2 separate regions of the Homo sapiens genome follow, and region 1 is linked to region 2. A link is a contact called in ENCODE Hi-C or POLR2A ChIA-PET data. All regions are on one chromosome and are shown on one strand. Each heading gives the region's core, a stretch centred on a gene start or an enhancer-like site at or near the end of the contact. The rest is flanking DNA. Distances are from core to core; before and after follow the strand shown. Region 1 overlaps RAPGEF4 (Rap guanine nucleotide exchange factor 4). Region 2 overlaps RAPGEF4 (Rap guanine nucleotide exchange factor 4).

Region 1 (6,823 bases), core at 3,838-6,337, 64 kb before region 2:
AAGGAGCTGGAATTCTGCCATCTTTACCTCTCTTCTTCTACAGTTTGTGCAGGTCCTAAGACTAGCTGTTACGGCTCAAAGGTCAGCCTTGAACCATGATGTCAAATTTTTAGTATATGGTATTTAGGGTCTGACAGTTCTTCATCCTGTTTCAAATCTCAGATGCAATATTATTAATATGTTGAGATTTGTAGATCCAACAAGCATCATTATGTATGTGTGTGCAGAAGCGGGGTCTCACTCTGTTGCCCAGGCTGGTCTCAAACTGACCTGAAGTGATCCTCCTGCCTCGGTCCCCCAAAGTGCTGGGACTACAGGTGTGTTCCAGCACACCCAGGCAGGATAGCATTTTTAAAAAAGAAATCCATAAAAGTTGAGTAATACAGATCTCATATTTATATTATATAAACACTTTTCCTAACCTCATAGAGATCTGCTCCCAAAATTACAACTTTGAATATGTCCAGATTTTAGAGCGGAATTCTAAGCCTTTCTTTTCCCAGCTGAGCTTTTCTCCTCTCACCGTAACAGCCCACCCCATGGAGGTGAGAATGAGACTTGGTGACTGCTTTCTCTTTTAGCCAAGCTTCTAGGAGGGTTCCCTGTTATTTGCTGCTGATGTCAAGTAGCAAGAACAGCAGGGCTGCTCCTTGTGCTGAAGATCCATAATCCTATTACGCCTACCTTGAGACTTTCGCATTAGCTGCCTCTATAGTAGTAGATGGATGAAGGTGACTCGATTGACTTTTAAATCCCCAAGAGTCCCAGTTTCAAAATCCCCATGTCCAAGTCAAGTAGTAGATGAGGGCTCTGGCCGAGAAGGCCTGGCTCCTTTAGAGCCCCTGTGGCCACAGCTTTTCTTCAGCATCTTTATGGGTCCCATACTTTCTGGGTTCCACCATAAGCACGAGATTGGTGTGCATTTGTGTCCCTCAGTGGTGACCTTTAGCAGGAGGTGAACCTGGCTAGCATCTCCCGGGTCGTGGATTTAGTATCTGTCTTTATACAGTCAGGATTAGGAAGATAGCCCCTGTTGATTCCAGAAGAGAACGTTATAATATTCTTTTGTTCACGTTAAAACTGTCCTTGGGAAGGTACTGTGCAAAGTATGCAGAGTTTTCTTCCTCCAATTAGACTCCACTAAATCTGTCATCTTCCCCGTGTTAGAATATGGTTGCAAAGTTATTTAATCCAATTAACTATTTTAGAATATTCATAATTCAGTTTTGATTACTAAGAGTACTTATCTAATAATCAGCTAAGTTTCAGATGTACTCTAGCAGACCAAATGTCATAGTTTATTTGTAAGTTTGTTTAACTGCTTCTGCAAAGGTCTGAGTTTTGAATATCACTTTGCTGGGTTTTTTTCACTTACACAAATAAATATGTAGACACCTTTATGGTTGCTGCTTCTGTTAGCTCTCACATCTCTCTCAGAAAGATATTGTCCCCAGTTTTCATATGAGACTAAGACTTTGATGTCACATGGCTGGTGAGTGGTTGCACTGATTTTAAACTTGATTTTCAGACGCTAAATCTAGCGCTGTGTTTAGTACACCAATACTCCTCAAATTTCTTTGACCAGGGAACACCTTATAAATGATAATGTCATGATGGTACATCATCAGTAGCTCATCAAGGGTTTAATGTTTAATTAGTAATAATTACAGTAATATTGGATAATACCATAAATTGTTAAAATTTTAGGACAAAATGCACAAAATGGATGGTTATGTAATAGATAATATTCATAACTGCAGCAATTAGCTGAGAGTAAATGCCGCCTAGCCATCAATATATACATTGTCTCTCAGTTGACTCCCTAGAACTCTCAGGATTAATAACCCATTAGTTTGTTTTCAAGTTTCAAAAACATATTAGTTAGGATTCTTTATTTTGCAGAAAGCAACAAAAAATTCAAGTTGCTGACCAGTTGTATCTCCTACCATTAATATAAACACTATGAATGATTTCAAAATAATTATAGATACGAAAAGTGATTAGGAATCTATTCAGTCTTCCAGTGCCAAAAATGTCCACAACACCCCCATACCCTACACATGTCCTACATAATTCTAATAATTCAAGAAGAAGAAGGAAGTGGTTTCAACTTTCACAGATTATATACTGAGTCCTTGAAGGCATGTTATTGGATACTAGTTTTATAATAAATTTTAGAATAAAAATGCTTTACATAAACTGATTAATATCTGGTGGGCAGTGGTGGTTTTTGTAACAAGAGTTTGGGAATGTGGAATATACCTCCCTTCTTGCCTTCTCTTACTAATCGCAGATGCTACCATTTGCCTTCTCTTCATCTCATGCCCTTATCTCCTCAGGGCTAGAAAAGAAAATGTTGAGTCTGCATACATCCTATATTTGAGTCCTTCGGAAAAAATACATTTTATAACCCCAAATAATAGTGACAGTGGCATTATTATTCTGCTAGGCTAAGATAGTACACAGGATCTCAAGGAATTTAGATCAGTTGTCAAGTTGATTATACCAATTGTTTCTAGTGGTGTTAAAAGACAAGTTTTGCCATTACTGATTAAGGTGGTAATGAAAAGCAGTTTTTTAGCTCAATCATCTACAAAGTGAGAGATGAGTTGGCCAACTACCATGTGAGTGGAGATGCTCTTCCCTCTGAGATCAGAAGAGAAGGGATCCTGTGGACTTTGGCTTTCTCCCATATCCTTTCATCAAGGAACACATTTATTTCAAAAATCCCTTTAGGCATTATACTGGTGCAACCTCTCCCTCCGCCAATATCTTCTTGTGCAGAAGAAATCCCTGAGCATGTTACTGATGCCTGGATCCGTTTCCATGTTTGAGGCCCTAGTGATGCCCTTTTTCCATATTCCTTTTTTTTTTTTTATCTTTGTAGACCTGGCCAGAGGACTGTGGATGACCTAGAGATTATCTATGAGGAGCTTCTTCATATTAAAGCCTTATCCCATCTTTCTACCACAGTAAGTTGTCTCTTAGTTTAGCATGGTTGGAGCACTTTGCAATAAATGCACTGTTAGGACAGAGGAGAGTATTACGGTGTTGTGGGGGGAAAGAATGTCTGATTTTCACCTCATAAATCACCTCTACTCTCTTACGAGATGCTGAGGAAGTTATACCCAAGAACAATCACTGAAAGGAATCAAATTTTGTCCTATTATTGGTAGTTGCCCATGTGCCCTAAACCCCAGAGCAGCCCCATGTGAGTAGGGTTGGAACATGGGCTTCATCCCTGTGAATATGAATTTTGGAACCTGCACACTCAGATAAGAGAGCCAGGCCTGGGAGGGACTCTGAATCCTGCCATGGTATGCTGCCAGAGGGTGGAAAGAGGGAAACCTAGATGACCTGTCTTGGCTTATGGGGCCAACTCCACCAGGGTTTGCTGCCTTCTTGAGAATGGAAGCAGAAAGTTCAAGAGAGCATCAGCTCAGATGTATTAGTGAAAATAACACCACCCACTAATAAAAAATGACCCAGTGGCTGTATCTGATTCTGAACTTTTACCTGATTAGAGTATTTAGGAGACAGAAATTTTTTGCCACTGAATAGGGATAGGAACACCTCCTCCCTTAAGAATATGATTTTTAGGAAACACACATGTCCTACACACTAATAAGTTAAGAAGAATGAAGTGGTTTCAACTTTCACAGAGTATATACTGAGGTCCCTAAGAAATATCTAGATGCCTAGTTTGTTTTCATTCCTAGCTCACTAAAAGTGGTGTTCTGCTACCTCACAGTAGCAGTACCTGCCAGTCCCTGCTGTTGGGGATAAGTTCAGGTCTCTGTTGAGAGCAGCGAGGCATTTGCCATAGCTCCAAGCAAGAGGGCTTCAAGTCCCCTCTCCCCTTCAACCTAGACAAACCTCCTTCACATATCTCCCACCTCTGGCACCACTGAGGGTCTTGAGACTTGCTCACCTATGTGGACTACCCAGGGAAGTGGTCCAGCCCAGCCTCCCACCTACCTACCACTGCCCTTGCCATCCTTACTCTCCACAGGGCATAGATGTAGTGCCTGGGAGCCTCACCTGGGAAGCCCTCATATATACAGGGCAGAAAGCTGAGGCTCCATGAGCTAGTGATGTAGAGGGAAGTAAGGAAGGACCCCTTTCCCTGCCTGTGCTCCAGGGACCCAGCATGTCCCGATCCGACTTCCCTGGTCTCAGTGGAATTGAGAGGATTGTGGGTAGTCTCGTCTTCTACCTCAAACCCCAGGTACCCAGGCATAGAAAAATCTCAAGTTACTGGGTTCTTAGGAAGATAGAGCCATGATTTGGGACCGTAATTTGGAATTTTTTTTTAAATGTGAATTTTAGCTAGCTAGGAATAATTTGGAATTTTAACTAAGAATATAAATGTGTTCGTTCATTTAGGCTTCATTATTCAGCTTCAAGACATAGAATTTTCCAACATGTTTGCCATGATGCATTATATGTAATGCAAGCAAGAGTCACTAGTAACAACAGAATCATGTGATGTTGCACATGGTCTCCCCTTCTCACCCACAGCCAAAGACAGGCAGGCAAGTGGGCTAGTTAATGCAGGTGGGACCATGTTTGAAACAGTCTCTAAGGAGGTTGCCTGGTATGAATTAGCTATAAGCTATTCTATAAAAAGAGCTACAAGCTTTAAAAGCCTAGCAGCAAATCGAGTAGAAGTGATTTTAGATGAGAGCAGCAGCAAGAGAGGTGAGAGATGACTGCATGGGAAGCCCCGGGACAGTTTGCATTGTGCCCCCAGAAAGAGTACAACCCTTTTCCACCCAGACCTGGAAATGTGGCCTTTGCATGTTTCTTCTGTTTTTCTTCTAGGTGAAACGAGAGTTAGCAGGTGTTCTCATTTTTGAGTCTCACGCCAAAGGAGGGACTGTGTGTAAGTGAAAAGCTGTACTGGAACCTTGCGCCTGGCCAGCACCCTTGCAAGCACATGCCACGGGAAGCCAGGCTGCTAACGCCTCACTTCTTGGCCCCGGGTCTGGCTTGGTGACTTGGCAGGGTGTCCTGTGGTACTTTCGTTTTTCTGGACCTGTGATTATTTCCAGCACATGTCAATTATTCTGAAGTATCGTGGTTTTCTAGTACCAGCAAGTGTTGTGGGTGCCAGCCTGAGTCTCACTGGCTCCCTACCCTCCTGACTCACCACAGTGTTTAAAGAGGGTGGGATGAAGTCACTGCCCTTCAGGAAGGGCCTGAGGCAGTACCTTTTCCCAGTGACCTCATTTCGTTCATAGCTTTAGAAGAACTAATCGATCTCTTGAGGTTGTTAGTTAGAATGATATTTAAACCATCCTACTTTATTTTTCTTCTCTCACTTCCACTTTAAGCTCCAAGCTGGAGAGAATTTCTTTGCTTCAAATACATATGCAGTGTTAATCTATAGTATCTCACCAAAATCCAAGTTGCAGTTTAGTTCTGTGATCATATTTGGAAGCAAGAAAAGGAAATTTGATGTGAATAGATGTGAACAATATTATATAAGCTGGCATTCCTTACTACTCCTACAAAAATCTGGCTGGAACAAACAGGGTTAGTGATCTACTAAGGTCAGGAAATGCCTCTCCAATCTCTCTTGCAGAATCACAGGACACAGCAGCATGCTAATGTGTTCTCAGAAGTTCTGCAATAAGGAGAAATGATCACCACGTTTAAACCGATACTTCCTGAGCCTAATGACACATAGAACACTTTTTGCATGGACACCTGTTAACTCTTTAGAGACAGTTTGGAAAATCTTGCTCTTTCTTCAGGCTACATTGTATGAGTCAAATAAGCAGGAAACATTAATTGTAAATGTGGTTTTTTTACTTTCAGTCATCAAAAATGATATTTCTGACATTGATATCTATTTTAGTAAGAATGTAACTTCTTCAAATGTTCAAGGCTTACTTTAATATTTTTATCTTAATGGTTGCTAATGACTTATTCTTTTTTATTTTCTTTTATTCTTTTCATTCAAACTTGCTAATTGTTTTCATTTTATTATGAAATAGTTAAATATTTTAAACAAAAAATAGAGTATATTACAATTACCTTCTTAATCTTTGTCAGATAATAACATGCCATTTTTTTCATATTTTCTTTTTTTTTTTTTGAGACGGAGTCTTGCTCTATCACCCAGGCTGGAGTGCAGTGGCACAACCTTGGCTCACTGCAACCTTCACCTCCCAGGTTCAAGCAATTCTCCTGCCTCAGCCTCCCAAGTAGTTGGGATTACAGGCGTGTGCCACCACGCCCAGCTAATTTTTTTTTTGTATTTTTAGTAGAGGCAGGGTTTCACCTAGTTGGCAGGCTGGTCTCAAACTCCTGAGTTCAAGTGATCTGCCCGCCGTGGCCTCCCAAAGTGTTGGATTACAGGAGTGAGCCACTGCACTCAGCCTTTTTTCATATTTTCTAAAGAATTAAATTATACACGCTGGGTGCAGTGGCTCATGTCTGTAATCCCAACATTTTGGGTGGCCGAGGCAGGTGGATTCCTTGAGTCCAGGAGTTCGAGATCAGCCTGGGGAACATGGCGAAACCCTGTCTGTAAAAATTAGCAAGGTGGATTGGTGCATACCTACAGTCCCAGCTACTCAGGAGGCTGAGGTGGAAGGATCTCTTAGGCCCAGGAGGTCAAGGCTGCAGTGAGCCGTGATCACGCCACTGCACTCCAGCCTAGGTGACAGAGTGAGACCCTGTCTCAAAAAATAAAAAATAAAAAATAAATTATACAACTACACTTGAAGACCCTTTGTACCCTCATTTATCCCATTTTCATCTTTCCTACCCCAAGGTAACTCCTACCCTGAATGTAGTGGTGATCATTCTAACT
Region 2 (6,980 bases), core at 803-3,302:
TTTTAAGTCTTTATTGCAACCAAAACTTTACAAAGAAGTTAAGATGATCACTTAGTGACCAAATTTTAAAAGGTCAAATCAATTATAATCTGTCCATTTGGTTGAATACATGCTTTTTAAAAAATGTTTTAAAATGCAAATGGCATGGAAAATAGTCACAATGCAATGTGAAAAATTTCAAATCAAAATAAAATATGTATGTACTATATGAATTCAAATCTTTTAAAAACATGTTTTTATATATTTTTAAATATAAGAAGGCTATATGCCGAAATATTAACAAGATTACTCTGTGAAGTAATATTCTAAGTGATTTTTACTTTGCTCTTAACATTTTCTGTATTTTCTGAATTTCTTTTTTTTTTTTTCTTGAGACGGAGTCTCACTCTGTCGCCCAGGCTGGAGTGCAGTGGCGCGATCTCGGCTCACTGCAAGCTCCACCTCCCAGGTTCACGCCATTCTCCTGCCTCAGCCTCCCAAGTAGCTGGGACTACAGGCGCCTGCCACCACGCCCGGCTAATTTTTTGTATTTTTAGTAGAGAGGGGGTTTCACCGTGTTAGCCAGGATGGTCTCGATCTCCTGACCTCGTGATCCACCCGCCTCGGCCTCCCAAAGTGCTGGGATTACAGGCGTGAGCCACTGCACCTGGCCTGTTTTCTGAATTTCTAAGATGTGTATATGTTAGTGTTATAATCAGAAAGGAGGAAGAAGGGAGGGAAGGAGGGAATCAAATCATCAGGATTAACATTAAAATGCAAACTTTTGCTGGAAGATTAGAGAGGTCAGTAATACAGAGTGTGTAGCAAAAATGTGAAGGTAGAATATTTTGACTTGCTGTTCAGCCAATAAAATCTCATACCTCATTAGTGAGTCTTATTTACTGTGAGGAACTTGATAAGCTAACCCTTCTCCACATCTAGGATAGTTACAGATTCTCTTACAAATTCATGGCAACCTCAAGAAAGGATGGTGAAAAAGCACTAATGTACAGTCTCAGGCATGATAGATGTTTTTTACATCATGGGGAATATGCCAACAATTATGAGAGTTATGCCATTAATATTCCTTACCTGAAAATGCCTTGTATGTATGTGGGTACCCCTTTGAAATAATTAAACAAGTTATACATCAGCTAGTTGCCTTCAGATAGTCAACATCTCAGAACATGTCACTTCTCATGGTACCAAGTATTGCAGAAATGGTTTGTTTTCCTTTTTGGATTGTACTCTACGCTTACTTGAATTTCTATCTTTCTTTTTTCTATATTCCTTTTAGCGCATGATTGCAAATACGGCCAGAACAGTGAGATACTACAGGAGCCAACCCTTCAGTAAGTTAAGTGCTGCCACCTCTTACAATGTAGATGTTGGTGATTAAGGTCTTCTTAATGAGGCCATTGAGACACCCTTGGAGCCTGGGAAATATCTGACTGTGTCAGAGACACTTTGGACCATGAATTCCATGAGATAGGGGCCTTGAGTTTAAAGATTTTTTTTGCTGTTTTAAACTAGAACATATTTACATTGTTGTGAAACTAGAAAATCACCATAGGAATATTATTTTGTGAATGAATTTAAAGAGATTTAATTTGCTCTATCCAGTGCAGCTGGAGACAACTAAAGTACGACTGCCAACAAATCCTGCCTCAAACCAACTCTCTTTATGACTCATTGCTCCATGTTGAGAAACTCACATCAGCCCTTGATGACTCAGTTCAGTCAATTATAAACCAGGAAAGATAATATTTATTGTCTTTCAGGGTGTTGCAAGAATGCATTAATGTTTATAGCACATTCGTAAAAGGTCCAAAAACAGGATTTCATATTATATTTCTAGTATTCCCACATGAATTTGAGGTGCTCTTTTAAAATCTGAACATCTATCACAAGAACTGGTATAATACTTTAATATAAAAAAATTACTAATAATAAATAACAATTTTAGTCTGTTGGGAGTTAAGTTGCATCATAGCACCAGATGGTCATACTAGACCAGTGCTACTGTTTCTTCTGGGCTGGGACTTTGGTGGTGGGGGTGGAGCTTTGGCTCCCTCAATCTGGTCTGGAAATGAGAAGGTGAACACTAAAGGTTTTTGCTAAGCTCATTGTATGACTCACTTGAAGAAATTTATCTCATTAACTCAATATGATACTATGACATAGACATGAATCTGAGGCTACCAGTACCGTCTCCTCCAATAAACCGAGTGCTAAGAGACTATGATGTTCTTGTTTTATTAGTCAGAGTTGTTTGTTCTTCCTAGAGCAGGACTGGCTCATGGCCAGATTTGCTAACATGGGACACCAGAACTACTAAATGTTCATTTTTTAATGAATAGGGAGGAAAAATATAAGAAAAATGACATTGATTTGGGGAGCAACTGATTCAAATGACTGTGCCTTCTCTGACTTCCAAAATGTGAATAGTCTTGCAATATCATCAACTATTCTTATGTGGATTCAGCCAGAATTAAAGTGTCTCATGTGTTTTCATCTATTAATTTACGTTGTGTTTAAAGATGTGATCATAAAGCAGTTGTACAAGTGGAAACAAGAATAGATAAGTGACACCAGTTACAACCGGAGTTTATAATCCCAAATCCAGCAGCGGGGATAAAAGGGGACCCTGAAATTATATGCCAAATCGTGTGTGCCTGAGGGGGTTTATAGCCTTAAGAAGGTTTTCAGTGAGGCTCAAGAACCATAAAATAATATGCTTTGTTTTATGAGCTTCTTTGGAAGTAAATCTTGCATTCTTCTATGTCACCTCCTAGAGAAGCCAAGGGGAAAATGTATTTAAAAAGAAAAAACTCCACTGCATTTGTTGAAGTTATCAGTAACTGCTGGTAAACAACAGCTGCTCAGCTCTGAAGTCAACAATCTATAGATAAAGCTATAGGAATAGATTCACAAACACTGTGGGAATGTGTACAATGTAATTACAGTATATTGTACGTGTAGAGTACACTGCCAGTGAGAAGCAGAGGAAATTAAACACAATGTGCTCTGCAGTTCGCTGTGGTATTATTTCTATGTGATAATTATACTGATGAGTTTCTTCTCACAGGGGGCAGGGGCATGTATGTCTTCTCTCTGCTTTTCTGCCTTCAGACCTGCAACACTCCCCTTCACCCCTTGTGCAGATGGCATTCTAATTGTCTTTGGGAGTGCTGTGTGGATCTAGCAGGAGCAACCAGACTGCAGAAGGCAGTGTACTGTGGTGGAAACCCCGGTCAGGAGCCAGGGTCTGGCTCTGCCACTCCGGGTGTCCCCTTAGACCAGAGGCCCTACCCAGTGATGCTTGAAATGGAGGTGGCCCACAGAGGTGTTGGGTCTAAAGAGAGCATTTTTTTCCCTTTTATTTTGAAATAATGTCACCATTTTAAAATTGGGAGAATTCACGAAGAAGAAATCCAGATTTCCCATTTCTTAACAAAAAAAAAAAAAAAAAAGGAAGATCTGGCAACTCTAGGCACAGATTCCCCGTGGCAGCAACATGCAGAAGCCAGGTCATCACTTCCAGAGGGACCTGTGTTTCCAGTTCACCACCTTCTGGTCTGGCTTTCCTTATTCATGTATGTTCCCTGCGAGGGCTGAGTGCATTGGCTCATCATTCAGCCCTGATCTTCATTAAATTGGTTAACCTCAGTTGCTCACATGCTTGGGATGTGCATCAGAATAGAATGGTAGCTGAGTTTTCAGAGCAGATAGCATTAAAGAATCAAACGTCTAGCAGAAGTCATAACTTCAGCCTGTGAGTTGGGTTTTTTCTGAATATGGACAGTCTCTAAGAACATACAGTCGGTATAGTAATGCTGTATACTGTGTGCAAGTAAAGAGGGGAGTCAGGACTCTGTAGTCTCACTGGCTTGCTTCAGTTTGGCCCAGATGTTAAGCGCTTTTGTGAGGGGCTAATAAAAACTGTCTTTTGACATTAGTCTTCATCTGGATCAAAGGAGGCAGAGACACAGAGTGTGAGACACAGAGACCTCTGGAAAGGGAAACAATTTTAATCTATACCCAGGGGCTATCAGACACATGCTTCCCTTTTAATTTGGTGCCATTTTTTTTTTACAACGTGCAATTCAAAGGAGAATGATCAAAAGAGGTGATTCCAGGGAAGAAAAGAAAATTGGAGGGTAGGAAGGAGGAGATGGAACAACCAAGTGGAAACGTTTCAATGATTGTGGTGTGTTGAAAGGTCTTGAGGGAACCCAGGAACCTATGATAAATGTAATAAATAATTGGAGAAGTAAGATTGTATCTTATATACATATATTACACAATGCCAATTCTGCCCTTTCCTCTTTCAACAGATCCTGATGCAGCTCAAGCTAATAAGAACCATCAGGATGTCCGGAGTTATGTACGGCAATTAAATGTGATTGACAACCAGAGAACTTTATCACAGATGTCACACAGATTAGAGCCTCGTCGACCATAGACATTTCAAATGCCCAAAGCAACAGTTTGTCTCCAGTCCACAATCTTTCAAAAATGCCATTTATGCTACTACTGACTGTATTGCCACTAGAGAATTCTACAAAACAAGCAAAAACACATCCTGAGACACCTCAGGGCTGCATTCAGCTTACCAGCTACCTAGCAAGAGAAGGAATTATTTGACATGCCTAAAGCTTACACACTCTAGCTTAGGAATCCCCAGTTTGTGGCTACCCTGTTTCATTTCCACTTGTGCCATCTTCTTTGCTGAAGTGTTGAATAAGGCCCACGTGAAGAGTTTGGTAGAAATAGCCTTGTCAAGAGAACTAGCAAGCCCCTGACATTTTTTTCTAAGAGTGTTTATGGGATGAGATGTGCTACAAATGGGATAGATTTGGATAAAATTTTAACTCAACATCTTGATTTGGAGCCTGGGGTTTCGGGAAGGTGTTGAGGAATCTATAGAAGTCCAAATTATAGGTTGTATTCTTCCATCTTCATTGTCTTACCTCTGAAGGAATAGAACCTGACCACATTATTATGAAACATTATGGCTGTTTATGTAATTTAGGGAGGACTGGTCTGTAATTTCTGAATGTATATAGAATAATATTTATGTTTACAATGTAACTTTTCAAAATTTACAAATCAGGATTATATACATAAGAATTCCACTAAGAAATGCCAAGATTCTTAAATTTGCCAGCGTTAAAGTAGAAAATAACATTTCAGAAGAGCACAATATGCATAAAACATTTTTCAAAATTGAAATATTTTCCTGGGCATTAAAAACCTTTACTATTGGCTACAAATTTATTGTACCTGATGAAAACATATTTTCTGGACTTAAATGTTATTACAAATATCTTAATTTTCAGTAATTGTTTTGCACTTTCAAAGATTGTAAATAGTTCATTCAATCAATGGTATGGAGTTATTTATTTGCTACATAATAGATACTGTGCCAAATAATTACTTTTTATTTATTTTATTTAGTACGTAATTTTGAAGTACATTTTTTCCTGTTTTCACAATTAGACTACATTTAATGTGTAGGAATTGTATGTATGTATATCTTCTGTAAATAACATCTAGTATCTTCACTAAATATAATTGTCGACAAGAAATGGTTGTGTTCATCTCAATTCCTATAATATGAAAGGGGTAACCATTTGGTATGGTGGGGTGTTGGATCTTTTAATGACACAAAATACACATATTATAAAATTCATTCTTTTAAAGTGCAGAATCCAGTGATTTTTAGTATATTTACAAAGTTGTATAGATAACCATCATCACTATCTAACTTCAGAACATTCTCCTCATCCCTAAAAGAAACTCTGAACTCATTAGCAGTCACTTCTTCTTCTCCTCTCCCTCCAACCTCTGGCAACCACGAATCTGCTTTCTTTGTCTTCAGATTTACTCTGGATGTTTCATATGAGTGGAATCATACAGTATGAGGCCTTTTGCGTCTGGTTTCTTTCACTTAGCATAATGTTTTCAAGGTTGACCATATTATAGCTTGTACCAGTACTTCATTTATTTTTATGGCCATGTAATATTCCATTCTATAAATAGACTACATTTTGTTTATCCATTTATCAGTTGACAGACATTTGTCTGTTGTGTTCACTTTTCGGCAATTAGGAGCATTGCTGCTCTGAAGGGGCACTGGATTTTAGAGCTCCCTTGTGTGGGGCCTCATGCCATTTCTCAGTGATTTAAGTACTTAGCAAATATTTGATGAAGAGATATCCAAAATTCTTTAAATTCCAGACATGCCTCTATTTTTTTTAATAAGTCAGCATTTTCCAGAGTGTGTTCCAGCCTATTCTAGTCTCACAAGTTCACATATTGTCCCTCCAAAAACAAACACACACATACAAAGCCAAAAACAAAACCAAGATTCTATCTTCAAATAAATGTGGGGACCACTGCATAATATACCCCATTCATAGAAATGATTCCCAGTATTCACTCACACTGAAGGCTCTGAGAAGTCCTATTGTAATCCCTTTTAACATCCCACAATTAAAGTCCACTTTCAGAAATGCCAAAGCAGGCAAATGCCTCTCTGTGTTCATTCATATAAAATTTCAGGGTCCCCAGAACCAGAGGCGGTGTTTTCTGCGGTATTACACCTGCCTCTGGAGGCAAGTGCAGTGTCTGGGATTTACTAGACAATAAAAGAAGGTCACTGAATAAATTTTCTTGAAATCATTATCGTTCAGTATTTCACTATCTGATAGACCTCAATGTCAGCTGCAAAGGTTCCACTTTTATATATTTTCCTTTAGATATCCTTTATAGTTTCTTTTCTAGATAATTTACAAAGATGATGAACGAAGCTGGGAGCCCGTTCCTGGGGCATCCTTGCTCTTGTTTTGCTTGTCTTTATTCCTACTTTACTGAAAGCTAGCATTCTATATACAGCAGCACTTCTCCCCAATTCCATGGTGAATGCCAACTTACGATCTTATTTTAATATAGTTTCAACATTATTCAAAATTAATACATATTCCCCATGTATGTTC

The links. Hi-C counts contacts between places; a loop is a spot of excess contacts on that map. ChIA-PET counts read pairs that join two places held with the same protein, here RNA polymerase II (POLR2A). Pooled maps may share reads with other maps.
Region 1: a pooled map shows a loop between it and region 2 (5-fold over the local background). The contact joins two enhancer-like sites. A Hi-C loop is called at or near these places in 1 of 168 maps with a recorded cell type or tissue (PC-9) and 5 of 50 pooled maps. POLR2A ChIA-PET finds 5 or more read pairs at or near these places in 3 of 52 experiments (A549, PC-9 and activated CD4-positive, alpha-beta T cell).

What each region holds. Positions count from the first base shown.
Region 1 is chr2:172,980,609-172,987,431 of GRCh38, forward strand. It overlaps RAPGEF4 (Rap guanine nucleotide exchange factor 4), which reads left to right. Exons shown (of 31, transcript NM_007023.4): 11 at 2,888-2,972; 12 at 4,825-4,885. Among named protein-coding and RNA genes, the nearest start is that of MAP3K20, 92 kb to the right of the region's middle. Within about 2 kb of position 5,088, at least 20 of the 41 ENCODE cell types and tissues checked have a DNase peak (open chromatin) inside an H3K27ac peak, as active enhancers do; they include PC-9, where a contact is called at or near this core.
Region 2 is chr2:173,047,324-173,054,303 of GRCh38, forward strand. It overlaps RAPGEF4 (Rap guanine nucleotide exchange factor 4), which reads left to right. Exons shown (of 31, transcript NM_007023.4): 30 at 1,277-1,331; 31 at 4,317-5,570. The coding sequence ends at 4,444. Among named protein-coding and RNA genes, the nearest start is that of MAP3K20, 25 kb to the right of the region's middle. Within about 2 kb of position 2,053, at least 26 of the 41 ENCODE cell types and tissues checked have a DNase peak (open chromatin) inside an H3K27ac peak, as active enhancers do; they include PC-9, where a contact is called at or near this core.